Regions from separate parts of the Homo sapiens genome. Here region 2 is linked to region 1. Evidence: chromatin contacts called from ENCODE Hi-C or POLR2A ChIA-PET data. All regions are on one chromosome and are shown on one strand. Each heading gives the region's core, a stretch centred on a gene start or an enhancer-like site at or near the end of the contact. The rest is flanking DNA. Distances are from core to core; before and after follow the strand shown. Region 1 overlaps LMOD1 (leiomodin 1). Region 2 has its middle 24 kb from the start of ELF3.

Evidence for each region. Hi-C counts contacts between places; a loop is a spot of excess contacts on that map. ChIA-PET counts read pairs that join two places held with the same protein, here RNA polymerase II (POLR2A). Pooled maps may share reads with other maps.
Region 2: a loop to region 1 is called in a pooled map, with 2.1 times the contacts of the local background. The contact joins two enhancer-like sites. A Hi-C loop is called at or near these places in 2 of 50 pooled maps. POLR2A ChIA-PET finds 5 or more read pairs at or near these places in 6 of 52 experiments (GM12878, H1, HEK293 and 3 more).

The regions. Positions count from the first base shown.
Region 1 is chr1:201,891,697-201,898,406 of GRCh38, reverse strand. It overlaps LMOD1 (leiomodin 1), which reads left to right. Exons shown (of 3, transcript NM_012134.3): 3 at 9-1,951. The coding sequence ends at 35. It overlaps SHISA4 (shisa family member 4), which reads right to left. Exons shown (of 5, transcript NM_198149.3): 5 at 5,820-6,607. The coding sequence ends at 6,561. Among named protein-coding and RNA genes, the nearest start is that of SHISA4, 6.2 kb to the right of the region's middle. RefSeq lists an enhancer at 2,196-2,265. Within about 2 kb of position 2,311, at least 18 of the 41 ENCODE cell types and tissues checked have a DNase peak (open chromatin) inside an H3K27ac peak, as active enhancers do.
Region 2 is chr1:202,031,052-202,037,761 of GRCh38, reverse strand. No RefSeq gene overlaps it. Among named protein-coding and RNA genes, the nearest start is that of ELF3, 24 kb to the right of the region's middle. Within about 2 kb of position 2,766, at least 15 of the 41 ENCODE cell types and tissues checked have a DNase peak (open chromatin) inside an H3K27ac peak, as active enhancers do.

The DNA.
Region 1 (6,710 bases), core at 1,062-3,561:
CCCTACAGGTGGAAGTGCCCAAACTGCTTCAGTAGGACCAGGCTGCCAGGCACCATCTGCCAATGCCATGACTGCTCAGGCCTCACCTCCCAGGGCTACACAGACCCTGCCCACCCCATCCCTGGCTGACCTGCTGTGGATGTCCCTATTCTGCCATGGGAGAGTCCAGGCCTGGGTCACGCTCAAGGAAGGATGCCTTATCTCTTCTCACTTTCCTTTTCTTGTCTCTGAGGCTCTCCAAATTTTGCTTTAGTACATGGAGCTCAGGTTTCTGGACAAGAAGAGTCCTTTTAGCACATCACTGAGAAGATGGCACTGTCCAGGGCCCATGTAGCTGGCAAGCTGCAAAAGGCCTGTGATCCAGGAAAGATGTCCCACAGGGACCACATCCACCCCAGCCCCACTGCCCTCCAGGGCCAGGATTCAGGCCTCTGAGGAGCCCACGGGGCAAAGCTGCTGGGCCAGTGGCACTCTGTGTGGGAAAATGGCAGAAAGATGGAGAGGCATGGGGGCCCAAAGGGGAGCGTGGGGAGGGGCTGAGGATACCCCAAAGTCCAGGCTAATTAGAGGATGTGGCAGGGGCAGTGGCCTGGATGCACAGTGCCTGATGGGAGTAGGCTCCAGACAGGAGGAGTGGGACAGACAGCAGCTGGACTTGAAGGTTTGATGCCAAAGCAGACATTTTCCTCACACCCACCTGCTGCTGTATGAATAGCTGTGTATCTGTTTTTCCATAAGATTTTGATAATATATACAAACCTTTAGCTGTGAATGGCTGTGCCCCACCTGTTGTCCTGAACTGTGAGTCCTGATCCTAACCCTGGGCTCCCTGGAGGACTCTAGAAGCTCAGGTTCCCTGCCACACTATTTGAGTTGGCCAAGAAATAAATTCACATCCTCAGAAAGTGCAGCATGGAGGAAAATCTGAACTCTAAGCAGAAGACTCTCCACTGACCTGGTTGTCCAGGTCTAGAAGGCCAGGCCTCTACTAGGTCTGCTCCTGAACCAGTCCTGCTGCCTGGAGTCAGTAGCCAGAGTTGTTCTCAGGGGTGCTGGGGCAGAGTGGAGCCCAGGGTGCTGGGATGGCTATATTAGGCATGTTCAGGGATGCTCATTCCATGACTCTGCCTAACCATGGGCTCAGGGCCAGGTCCTCACAGCAGTCACAGGCCCAGGAAGGCGGCAGGCAGAGAAGTGGAGTGACTATTTGGAGAATAGCACCCATATCTGTGTGCCCTAGGGCTCAGAGGGGCCTCATCTTCCCCAGCCCTCCCCACCTGCTCACCAATTCCACTTCCTGCCCCAACTGCAGGAATGCTGACAATGCTGCCATGCCCACCATCGGGTGTAGGTGAAAGGCATCTTTCTGAATTTCATTCTCTTGAAGGTGCTGCCACCCCTTGGCACTGTGGAACTGCCACCTTGGGTCTGTGTCACTTGTAGGTTTCTCTGCCTCCAGGTTGCCTCAACAGCAGGAGGCACAGCAGTTTCACCATCTTTGAGGTGAGGGTGGGGTGCCCCAGCTAGGAAGCAAGATCGCTGTGCTAGGTCTGACCAAAACCAGAGGGCAGTCTAGTCCTGGGGGTAAAGCCCTCAGATCCCAGGGTACACTCTTCTCCATTCCCTCCACCCACTTGCCTGTCACCCCAGTCACCTAAGCAATCACTGGGCCCAGAGGAGAGGAGACAGACACACACTGGCTCCTGGACCTAAAGGGTATGAGCTGGAGCTAAGGCCAGCTAGAGCTTCCACTGTCAGCCCTCACTGTCAGTCCCACTGCACCCCCCTGTGCCTGCTGGGCACTGGGCACTAGCTAGATGCTTTAGGTTGCTTCAGCTGATCCTTCAACTCTGTGAGGTGGATACCAATATTCTATTTTGCAGATAGAATTTGGCCCAGAGAGGTTAACTAATATATCCATGATCACACAGCTAATAAAAGTCAGAGCTCAGGTCTGTTTTGTTTGTTGGTTTTGTTTTGAGCCCAGGTCTTCAGGCCATAGAACTGCTTCTCATTAACAGCTCCCCTTCCTTCCCTCACTGAAATAAGGCTGTGACGGTGCTGCAGGAAAGCACTGGACGCTCACCTGAACCCAAACAACCTGCCTCCAAATCTTAAGGGTCCAATAGAACCTGTCACCTTAGGAAGCCCTTTCTACCAAACTTCAAACATGATTTAGCCAGAGAGAAAAACCACTCCCTACTGTCCTGAGCAACAAGTGAGCTGCCCTCTTCCTCGGTGCTCCCGCGGTGGGGATGCTGTTTCCGTCCTGGATGATGTCATCACTCCTCTAGTGCACTTGAACCTGGTGCGGGAGCACAGCGCCACCTGGGGGTGGACCGCAACCCAGATTCTCCAGCTGCTCCAGGGGTGCCCTGGAGCTGTGCTAGGGACCAGGGGAGGGAGGCAGTTAGAGGGAGGGGGAGGAAAAGATGGGCAGATAGCCTGGTGAGCTTCGGAAAAGGGGCCCAAACTCTGGAGGCTGTGTTTCTGCTGCGCCACGCACCCACTGCTGCCCACCTGCCCCACCAACACTGGCAGTCACCCATCTATCCTGCTTCCTTTCCTAAAACTTAGAGAGGGAAATCCAGAAAGGCTCTATCCTTGTCTGGTGCCTGTACTGTACAAGGACAAAAAAAGAGGTTCGAAGATAGAAAATGACTTGTCGAAGTTGATGAATCAGGATTTGAACCCAAGTCTCTTATCTCTGGGTTCATCTAGCAACCTGGATGAAGCCACGGTCTGACCTCCACGGTCTCTGCCTGCAGCCCCCACTGTCATATCCTCCACTCTGCCCCCCCACCCTCCATCACTTCCTGGAGAATCACATTCCCTAGCTCCTACCTGCAAGGAAGGGAGGCTTCACCTCTCAGCTCTCCCGGCCCGCAGGGCCCAGCCGTTGCACCCCAAGCTTCTTGCCTCCTGGTCCTATCCAGATGGGAAAAGCGTCTTTCCCTCCACCTTCCCAGCACTGGGACCTAGGCCCTGGTGCTGGCTGTGGGTGGGATGGCAGGCACCAGCAGCTGCCAAGGCGCTGGCCTCACTTGTCCTTACAGAAGCTCAACCTGCAGGTGAGCAAGGGGCTCTAGGCCTGGGCACTGTGTCACACATGTGGCACTCTTTAAGAAACATGAGATCTGGATGCAGGTCACCCATGAGCTTCTGGACCACCAAGTCGGGAGTGCCATGTGCTGCCCCCTACCCTTCACCCTGCATGGCCAGGCTGGGGCTCCTGACCTCTGAGTTTGGCCTAACTAGGGCCTGTGTTGCTGTGGTGCTGGGCTAGGCTGCTGGCCTAAGAGTGGCCAAGAGAGTGTGGCCCCCCTCAGCACCCTTCCCCCAGCACCTCCCACTCATCCTGTCTATGCCCCTCCTACCCCTCCCTCCCTCCCTCCTTCCTCCAGCCCTCTAGGGCCCTTCCCTTACTTGCCCCTCCCTCCTTTACTCTTTGCCTGAAGTACCTCCCTTCTGTTCACCTCTTGTGGGGGGCTCCCCTTCTCCCCTCACCCAAGGTGTCTCTCCTTTCTTGCCAACCTTTCTCCCCCTGCCCATTGTATTTCCATGTGTCCCTGCCCTAGCTCCTTCCCCTGCACCTGACCCCTCCCATCCACCTGTGAGATCCGCTTTCCCTTGAGCAGGCCCAGCCTGGCAAGATTCCTGCCCTAAGAATGCACTCCTCTTGCTTTTGTCTAAAAATGCCCCTCTTCTCCACATGTGCCTTCCAGACCGCCCTTTGGGGGATTCACCATTCCCTCCCAGCCTAGCAGGACCCTATTGACACTATTGAGGTCCCCCAATCCTTGAGGGACACTGCCCCTCCCACCCTCACTCCTGCCTGCCCTTATAGAGTGCCTGATTGGCTTTCAGGGGTGCTAGCTGAGGAACAAGGCGATCCGGAGGGGCAACTACAGCTTTGTACTCCCCTGGCCCTGCTGGGCTCCCCTTGTTTCCCAGATGATGAGTCAGATGAGGTGGGGTCAGAGGAGACTGCAGTGGTTTGGGAAGAGACGTAGGGGTGATTGCCTCCATTTAAAGAACTCCAGGATATGTGAGAGACCTCTTCACTGCTCAGAGCATGTGAAAGTCCTACTCTGTCACAGTTTTGCTCCTTTTCTTAGAATTCTCTTCAGTGTTTTGCAGAGTTAGTTGACTGGAAATGGGGCAACTCTACTCTTCCAGTCTCAGCTATGGCTAGGGTAAACCTGCCTCCTATCCCAGACTACAAAGCATTTTTTCATTGGCACCAGGTTGTTGATTCAAGGATAATTAATTCTGACTGGCATCACCTTGCATACATTTACACATCATTTCTCGGAGAAACTAAAAAACCTTAATATGTAGATCTCTTCCAGCTCCCAGCTTCAGGAGAGAGGAGACTGCACTCCAAACCTCAGATGACTTGGAGACCCTCTTTCCTAAATTGTGAAGCCAGGCACTCCAGGGCTCCAGCTCCCACCTCTTGTCCCCACCCTCAAAGAGAAAGAGGATTTGTACCTGTGGCCTCAGCTCTGTCTCTACCAGCATCAGCAGCCCCTCCCTGTCTGGGTCTGATCCAGGGGCAGACATGTGGGCCCCATGAAGATTTCACTGGGAAGGGGAAAGCCATGAATCTAGGGGCAGAGCTCTGCCCAGGGGAATTTCTGACCCTGGCCCCAAAACCCTGGCCCAGGAGCTCTTGCCTTCCAGGCTGCGTGACAAGAGATAATCCTCAAGAGTATGTGGGTGGCAGAAGGCCCTGGGGGCATGGTCAGCACAACGGCCATATCCAGAACCCAGCTGGGCTGCAGGATCCCAGAGGTCTGAGCGGGCAGGGCAGGAGAGCAAAGCCTGAGGCTGCAGTGGGGCTGGAGTACCTGTGGATGGGGAGAAAAGGAGGGCTGGGCTTAGAGGATACTTGGATAAGGGGCTTGGAGAGGGGAGGGGCTCTTCATTGGTGGGGCTTTGCCAAGCTGAGCTGACACTTTTCCCACTTGAGTTAAAAACAATAAAACTTCCTTCCCTGGATCTGTCACCAGACAAGTCCTGAGAGCACAAGGACCATGACCCCAGGGAACAAGGAGAGGGAAGACAGCCAGGCAGCTCCAGAGGTAGGGGGGCTCTTCTAGGCAATATTTGTGGGAGGAGGGGGAGAAAAGGTCATATCCCCCACTGTGTGGCTCAGTGGGGGTCACAGACATGGGCCTGGGGACTGGCAACCCAAGCAGCTGACAGAAGCACCTTGCACCAGATTCTTGGGTCACCCAGTGTCTCTACCTGGCTCCTAGTTCTAGGATCTCTAATCAGGAAGGAAAGCACAGGACTAACAGTTTCATGTACATACTATTTCACCCTCCTGACAGCCATGGGGTATTATCCCCATTTGATTTATTTATTTATTTATTTTTATTTATTTATTTAGAGACAGATCCTGGTTCTGTTGCCCAGGCTGGAGTACAGTGGCGCAATCTCGGCTCAATGTAACCCCAGCCTCCTGGGTTCAAGCGATTCTCCTGCCTTAGCCTCCCGAGTAGCTGGGATTACAGGCGCCTGCCACAATGCCTGGCTAATTTTTTTTTGTATATTAGCAGAGACAGGGATTCACCATGTTGGCCAGGCTGGTCTTGAACTCCTGACCTCAGGCGATCCCCCCCCCTTGGCCTCTCAAAGTACTGAGATTACAGGCATGAGCTACCGCACCTGTCCTATCTCCATTCTATAGATAAGGACATTGAGGCTTGGGAACCTTTGGAGACATGGCCAAGGTCAGAAAGTGGTGGGGCCCAGAATGAATCTAAGGGTACCTGAATGGGAACTGCCTTTGTACAGTTAGCAGTGCCTCAGCTGTTGTAGAGCTGTTGATCCCTAGCAGGGAATATCTGTAGTGCAAACGAGCATCTCTTCAGAGCTGTGGCAAAATTCACCTCATTGTCTTTAGGAAGCCTTTAGGAAGCCAGGAACAGTCCGCCTTGGTCTGCTTGTGGATGGGGGTGAGGATGGTGCTGTGCTCCGATGCTGGTGCTGGCCCTCCCCTACTTTTGGAATATGGAGTGGGCAACAGTCTGGGCCCAGCTGAAGGCGGTGTTCCTGGAAGGTGTGGATGGGTCCAATGATGCGACTGATATGAGTTATGTCTTTACAGCTTTAATCTAGCAGGCCAGAGATGTGGCCAGTGGGGCAGCCAGAGAGGAGGGCTACTGCCAGCTGCTGACGGAACCTCCTCCCTCCCCCCACCCCAGCCCAGAGGGGACAAACAGTAGGGCCCCAGCCTTCCTGGCTGGGATCTTGGGAGCAGAGGGACTATTTGAAAACAGGCACTGTGACCCAGGCTGTCATCTCCCTCCCTTGCCCCCAGTAAAAATAGCCCATAATTCCAAGCCCTCCCCCCAACCCCTCATAGTTCTAGTTCAGCTCCTGTTCCACTTCCCTGGGGCTCTGTCCCCAGTAGGGCCCAGGGCTTGGCTTGGTCTGGGGCCTGGTGGCTGGAGGACTCCTGCCACCCCCAGGACCAGATGCAGGTACAGGATGAGGGCATCTCCCAAGGTTGGCATCACTGAAGGGGCAGCAGAGACATGGCTGGTTCCTCAGGCTCCCGGGTAAGAGGGCTGTGGTGGCATATAGGGAGGAGGAGCTGAAAGCCAAAGAGACAGGATGAGGGTGAGTGGTGGCATAGGTGGACGAAAAGTAACACCCCTGCCCCCGGGGCAGACAGGACCCATAGGGAAGAGTGGGCC
Region 2 (6,710 bases), core at 1,517-4,016, 140 kb before region 1:
TAGGCAGACTCCTCATATTAGTCCGTTTTCGCACTGCTGATAAAGACATACCCGAGACCGGGAAGAAAGAGAGGTTTAATTGGACTTACAGTTCCATATGGCTGGGGAGGCCTCAGAATCATGGTGGGAAATGAAAGGCACTTCTTACATGGCAGCAGCAAGGGAATATGGGAAAGAAGCAAAAGCAGAAACCCCTGATAAACCCATCAGATCTTGTGAGACTTATTCACTATCCCGAAAATAGCACAGGAAAGACGGGCCCCCATGATTCAATTACCTCCTCCTAGGCCCCTCCCACAACACATGGGAATTCTAGGAGATACAATTCAAGTTCAGATTTGGGTGGGGACACGGCAAACCATATCACTCCTACCACTATGGTCTCTAGGCACAATGATCCAGAAATACTGGGATGTGAGATTTCTCTCCAAGGAGCACGTTCATTGCCAGGGATGGGCCCTCGTGCTGAGTGGCCCTGTGTGCCCCAGGCCTGTGGAAGGTGCTACTGCTCCATCTGTGCCTTGGATACCTCCATGCAGCCCAGCCCTGCAAACCAATTGATTATCCTTCCTGATTCAGTTGATCTCTAACTAGCAGCCAGGCCTCACTCAATGGTGCGGTTCACTGGATGTCATCTGCTAATCTCACACGCTATAAAGCCTTGAGAGAAGGGATCACTCTGTTCTCTTCCCACTTTGTACCTTCAGTATCTAGCACAGTACTCCATAGATAATAGTAGCTCGTTAAATATTTGTGAATAAATCAGTATATACATGATCATCAATCCTGATGTGTTTTATTGAATGTCTTTCTTTTATAGTTTTTTTGTTTGTTTTTTTGAGACAGGATCTCCCTCCCTCACCTAGGTTACAGTATAGTGGCGAAATCGTGGCTCCCTGCAGCCTCAACCTCCCAGGTTCAAGCGGTCCTCGCACCTCAGCCTCCTGAGTAGCTGAGACAACAGGTATGCACTACCATGCCAGGCTTTTGTTTTGTTTTGTTTTGTTTTGTTTAGAGACAGGATCTCACTATGTTGCCCAGGCTGGTCTCAAACTCCTGGGCTGAAGTGATCTGCCTGCCTCAGCCTCCCAAAGTGTTGGGACTACAAGTGTGAGCCACCATGCCTGGCCCCCCCATTGTGTTCTTTCAAGATTTGTACCTATACACGTGTGTAATACACACCACACATCTTTACATACATATATGTATAATTTGTTAGCTTTATGATTTTAAAAATCCAGAATCTTGTGATGTTTCTGGAGAAAAAAATTCATATTTTAATATATAATTTGCATTTGCATTGCTAGAGGACTATTTACCAACTCCTAAAGTCAGTACATCTGAAAACAGAATGTGTCATGGAAAATAATTCTCTTTTAAAAATTCACAGCAATTAGGACATATCTTATTTTGAAAACGGAAACATGCTGTGTTCACGCCTGTAATCCCAGCACTTTGGGAGACCCAGACAGGTGGATCAGTTGAAGTCAGCAGTTCAAAACCAGCCTGGCCAACATGGCAAAACCCCATCTCTATTAAAAATGTGAAAATTAGCCGGGCATGGTGGTGCGCGCCTGTAATCCCAGCTACTCTGGAGGCTGAGGCAGGAGAATCGCTTAAACCTGAGAGGCGGAGGTTGCAGTGAGCTGAGATCATGCCACTGCACTCCAGCCTGGGTGACAGAGCGAGACTCTGTCTCAAAAAAAAAAAAAAAAAAGAAAGAAAGAAAAAGAAAAGTAAAAGGAAACAATTCAAGTGTGAATGGAGTCATAGTGGAAAAAAAGAGTTCCAGCCAAATTCTTTTCTATGCAGCATTCCCTGTGGGCAAACATCTCTTAATGAGAGGAATTCCTACTTTCCCAAGTCAAGAACTTGCTGCTCCAAGTTGCTAATATTATAGTAGTTCTATATTTTATATCAACTCCTGGATCTTTTTCTGGGTTGGGAAGTCCTTCTGGTGTCATGGGTAATCTAAACACTAATGAATAGAGCAGGTAGGATGCTGAGACCTTCAGGGGTAAAAAGCAATTTTTAAATATACATCTAAGTTTATTTTTTTTGTTTTGTTTTTGTTTTTGTTTTTGAGACAGAATGTCACTCTGTTGCCCAGGCTGGAGTGCAATGGTGCAATCTCAGCTCACTGCAGCCTCCGCCTCCCAGGTTCAAGTGATTCTCCTGCCTCAGCCTCCCGAGTAGCTGAGATTACAGACGCCTGCCACCACACCCAGCTAATTTTTGTATTTTTTAGTAGAGACGAGGTTTCATCATGTTGGCCAGGCTGGTCTTGAACTGCTGGCCTCAAATGATCCACCCGCCTCAACCCCCTAAAAGGTACTGGGATTACAGGCAATGAGCCACCGCGGCCAGCCTAAACATACATCTAAGTTTAGATGGAAATGTGTACTTAAAACAACAATAGATGAATAAAAAGCCACCCAAGCTTAGGCAAAATGGAAAATGTTATTTGCCATCGGAAGCCTTCCACGTCATATGTATATTTATATATGCTGTAGACAAATTTTTATGACACTTGTGAGCAGTGATGCAGATAAGAGGGCAGTGGCCAAGGACGGGGCGGTCACATACCCCAGCCCCGGCTGGGGTATGTGAACCCGCATACTAGGGTATGTGACCATGCAGCCCCTTGCCCTGTAGGCCTACACCCCAGGACGGGCCTTTGAGGCCCTCCAGGATGAAGCTGGTTAATCATTCACTCTGCTCCCAGGGTGAGGTAATCCAGTCTCCCCAGGGAGAGGTGAAACTTGCGGGTAAACCAGCCCAGCCTGCACTGCAGGGCTGACGTCACCGTCACTGAGCTAGCGAGCTAGTGGAGGTTGCTGCTGGCCAGGCCACGGGTGGGTGGGGAACCTGCGGTCGGGGGTGGGTATGGGGAGTGGAAGGTTGGGGAGGGTTCTCTTGAGCTGAGGGCACATTCCTGACTAAATTCACCCCGAGGCTGCTCTGGTGGAAACCACCAGCTGGTCCCAGGGCCCTGGTGCTGCAGAAAGAACGGCAGGCTGAAGGAAAGAGATCTGTGAGGGCTCCTCCACCTAGTGTGAGGGCCACTTGGTGGAACGGGGCAGCAGGGTGGAGGGGAGTGACTCTGTAGATGGTGAGAACATGGGAAATCCTGCGGAGAAAGCCCTGATTTAGGAGGCTACAGACCCTTAGTCCTGGCTCTGCCATACCACGCCCCATGCCCTGCTGGGCGCCTTCCACCCCCATTCCCCAAATAAGGACAGACCATACGTTCCTTGGTGCCCTCTCTGTGCTTTTAAGTGCCAGCTTCTTACATAGATGATCTCATTTCATCTTCAGAACAACCCCAAGAGATGGCTGTGAGGATCAACCACATGTGAGAGGTGGGGAAGCTGAGGCAGGAGCAGTGGGTACTTACCACGGATTACCCAGCAGTCAAGGCTGACTGAGGACCTTAACCCAGGCAGGCTGACTCTGGCACCCGCAGCCACAATGCCATCCTGCCTGGGTCCCAGCTGACCTCTTCTGGGACCTGTCCCCCCCACCCTCCCCCGTCTGGCATCTCATATCCTCCTCCTTCCTCTCTGCCTTTTCATATCCAATTCCTTGGAAGCCCTAGTTCTCAGAGAGGAAGGCTTATGAAGCGTTGATTCACACAGCTTCCCCATCCAGCCCAAGGGTATAATGAAAAGGAAAAGCCAATCAGTAGCAAAGAGGTCAACCTTTTGCCCATTGATTAGAGCTAAAGGTCCTCAGCCTTGCCAGAGGTCACCAATCAGAGGTTCAAAGATGATAATTAGTGGTCATCAATTTCTTGATGAGGTATCAGGTAGATGCATTCATTTATTCGATAAATTGTTTATTGGATGTCTTCAGTGGGATACACATTGTGAGCAAAGCAGGCAAAATGCCATGCCCTCACGGAGTGTTCATTTTAGTGGGGGGAGAAAGACAATTACAAACAGCAAAAATAGATAAATATTTTGTGTGTCTGAGCATGATAAATGCTATGGAGAAAAATAAAACCAAGAAAGAAGATAGGAAGGCGGGCAGGGCTAGGGTGGGCAATGGGTTACAATTATTTTTGTGTTTTTTTTTATTATTATTATACTTTAAGTTATAGGGTACATGTGCACAACATGCAGGTTTGTTTCACAGGTATACATGTGCCATGTTGGTTTGCTGCACCCATCAACTCGTCATTTACATTAGGTATTTCTCCTAATGCTATCCCTCCCCCAGCCTCCCACTCTCCTTTTGTTGCTGTTTTTTTTTTTTTTTTAAGAGACTGGGTCTTGCTGGGCATGGTGGCTCACGCTTGTAATCCCAGCACTTTGGGAGGCTGAGGCGGGTGGATCACGAGGTCAAGAGATCGAGACCATCCTGGCCAACATGGTGAAACCTCATCTCTACTAAAAATACAACAATTAGCTGGGCATGGTGGTGGGTGCCTGTAATCTCAGCTACTTGGGAGGCTGAGACAGGAGAATTGCTTGAACCTGGGAGGTGGAGGTTGCAGTGAGCTGAGATCGCACCATTGCACTCCAGCCTGGGCAAAGAGTGAAACTCCATCTCAAAAAAAAAAAAAAAAAAGAGAGAGAGACTGGGTCTCGCTCTGTTGCCCAGGCTGGAGCGTAGTGGTGCAGTCATAGCATACTACAGCCTTTCTCTCCTGGGCTCAAGCCATCCTCCTGCCTCAGCCTCTTGAGTAGCGAGGAGTACAAGCGTGCGCCACCATGACTTAAGTTTGTTTTGTTGTTTTTTGAGACGGAGTCTCGCTCTGTTGCCCAGGCTGGAGTGCAGTGGCACAGTCTTGGTTCACTGCAGCCTCTGCCTCCTGGTTCAAGCGATTCTCTTGCCTCAGCCTCCTGAGTAGCTGGGTCTACAGGTGTGCACCACCACGCCCAGCTAATTTTTGTATTTTTAGTAGAGACAGGGTTTTACCATGTTGGCTAGACTGGTCTTGAACTCCTGGCCTCAAGTGATCTGCTTCCCTCAGCCTCCCAAAGTGCTGGGATTACAGGCATGAGCCACTGTGCCCAGCCCTTGCTAACTTTTAAAAATTTTTTGTAGAGACCGGAGTCTCCCTATGTTGACCAGGCTGGTCTCAAACTCTCGGCCTCAAGCGATCCTCCTTAGGCCTCCTAAAGTGCTAGGATTACAGGTGTGAGCCAAGACCGGAGTCTCCCTATGTTGACCAGGCTGGTCTCAAACTCTCGGCCTCAAGCGATCCTCCTTAGGCCTCCTAAAGTGCTAGGATTACAGGTGTGAGCCGCTGTGCCCAGCCTGTTTTTAAGATGGGAGAAATTATAATACGTTTATATGCCAATGTAAATAATCAAGTAAAAAGGAAATTTTTGAGAAGGGAGAGAGTTGCTGGAGCACTGTCCTTGGGTAGGCGAGATGGGAGGGGATTTAGTGCACAAGCGGAGGGGTTAGCCTCAGCCAGGAGCTCAGCCAGTCATCTGCAGTAACAGGAGAGAAGGCAGAGGGTTTAGGCGTGGAGGCTGGTAGGCGGGTGGGTGCAGGGGTGAGACATTGGAGGGAGTCCTCATCTGGTCGCTTCCATTTTCTCAGTGAACTAAGAGGCAAGATCCTCCACCAAGTGAGAAGTGGAAAGCAGATGAAGTTTTGATGAGAGAGAAGGTATAAAATATTCCTCTGAGAAAACAAGAGGGTGAGTCAACTTGGGAAAGGTAGTATGATTGTCAGGTAACACTAGGGCCCACATGAAATTCATGATCAATAATTTAGAGAAGCGTTTCTCAATCTCAGCACTGTTGACATTTTAGGCCAGTTAAGTGTTTGTTGTGGGGAGCTGGCCTGTGAGCTACAGGATGCTTAACACGGCTGGGCTCTCTACCCACTAAATACCTGTAGCACCTACCCTCAGGTGTGATAATAAAAATGTCTCCAAACACTGATGTCCCTGACAGGGGCGGTGGCGGTGGGGGTGGTGGGGGGTGCCAGGTACAAAGCTGCTCCCTACAGAGAACCACCAATTTAGACTGAGAACAGTCAATGTGTCTGTTAATCAGCGCAGGTGCATACTCAGAACGGACAGAGGGTTGGATTTTATCAAGATTGTGGTTCTGCCAAGTGAGAAACACAAAGCAAAAGGGGCCAAGAGAGTTCAGGGTTTCTGAAAGAAAGTGATTGTAATGTCCGATCATAGAATGTAATCTGGGTAAAGAGGGGAGAGAAAACTTGAAGGGATGAGGGACAGAGAAAAGACAGAATGGTCAGTGGATTAGATATCCCTGTGAAACTGAAGGAGTGCTGGAGTTGTAATTCCACAGAGGTGAGCTATAAAAACGAGAGGCAGTGGCCAGAGTGAAATTGAGAATATTAAGGTGTTCAGTGTCTGGTAATGACAAGGATTAAGAGATGACCAAGGGAGTCTACAGTTGAATTAATGTGGAGGACAAGCCCCCTGAAGTCTTAACAAAGGGATTTTCAGTCACATCCTTGATTCATCTTTAGACAATGTTTCCTGACAGTGCCCTGGATCTTCTCTTTGCCTGGAAATGATTTCTTTTGTTTTAAGTCCATAGGGCATTTTTTTTTTTTTTTTCGAGACAGTCTCACTCCGTCACCCAGGCTGGAGTGCAATGGCACAATCTTGGCTCACAGCAACCTCTGCCTCCCAGGTTCAAGTGATTCTCCTGCCTCAGCCTCCCAAGTAGCTACGATTGCAGGCATGTGCCACCATGCCCAGCTAATTTTTTTTT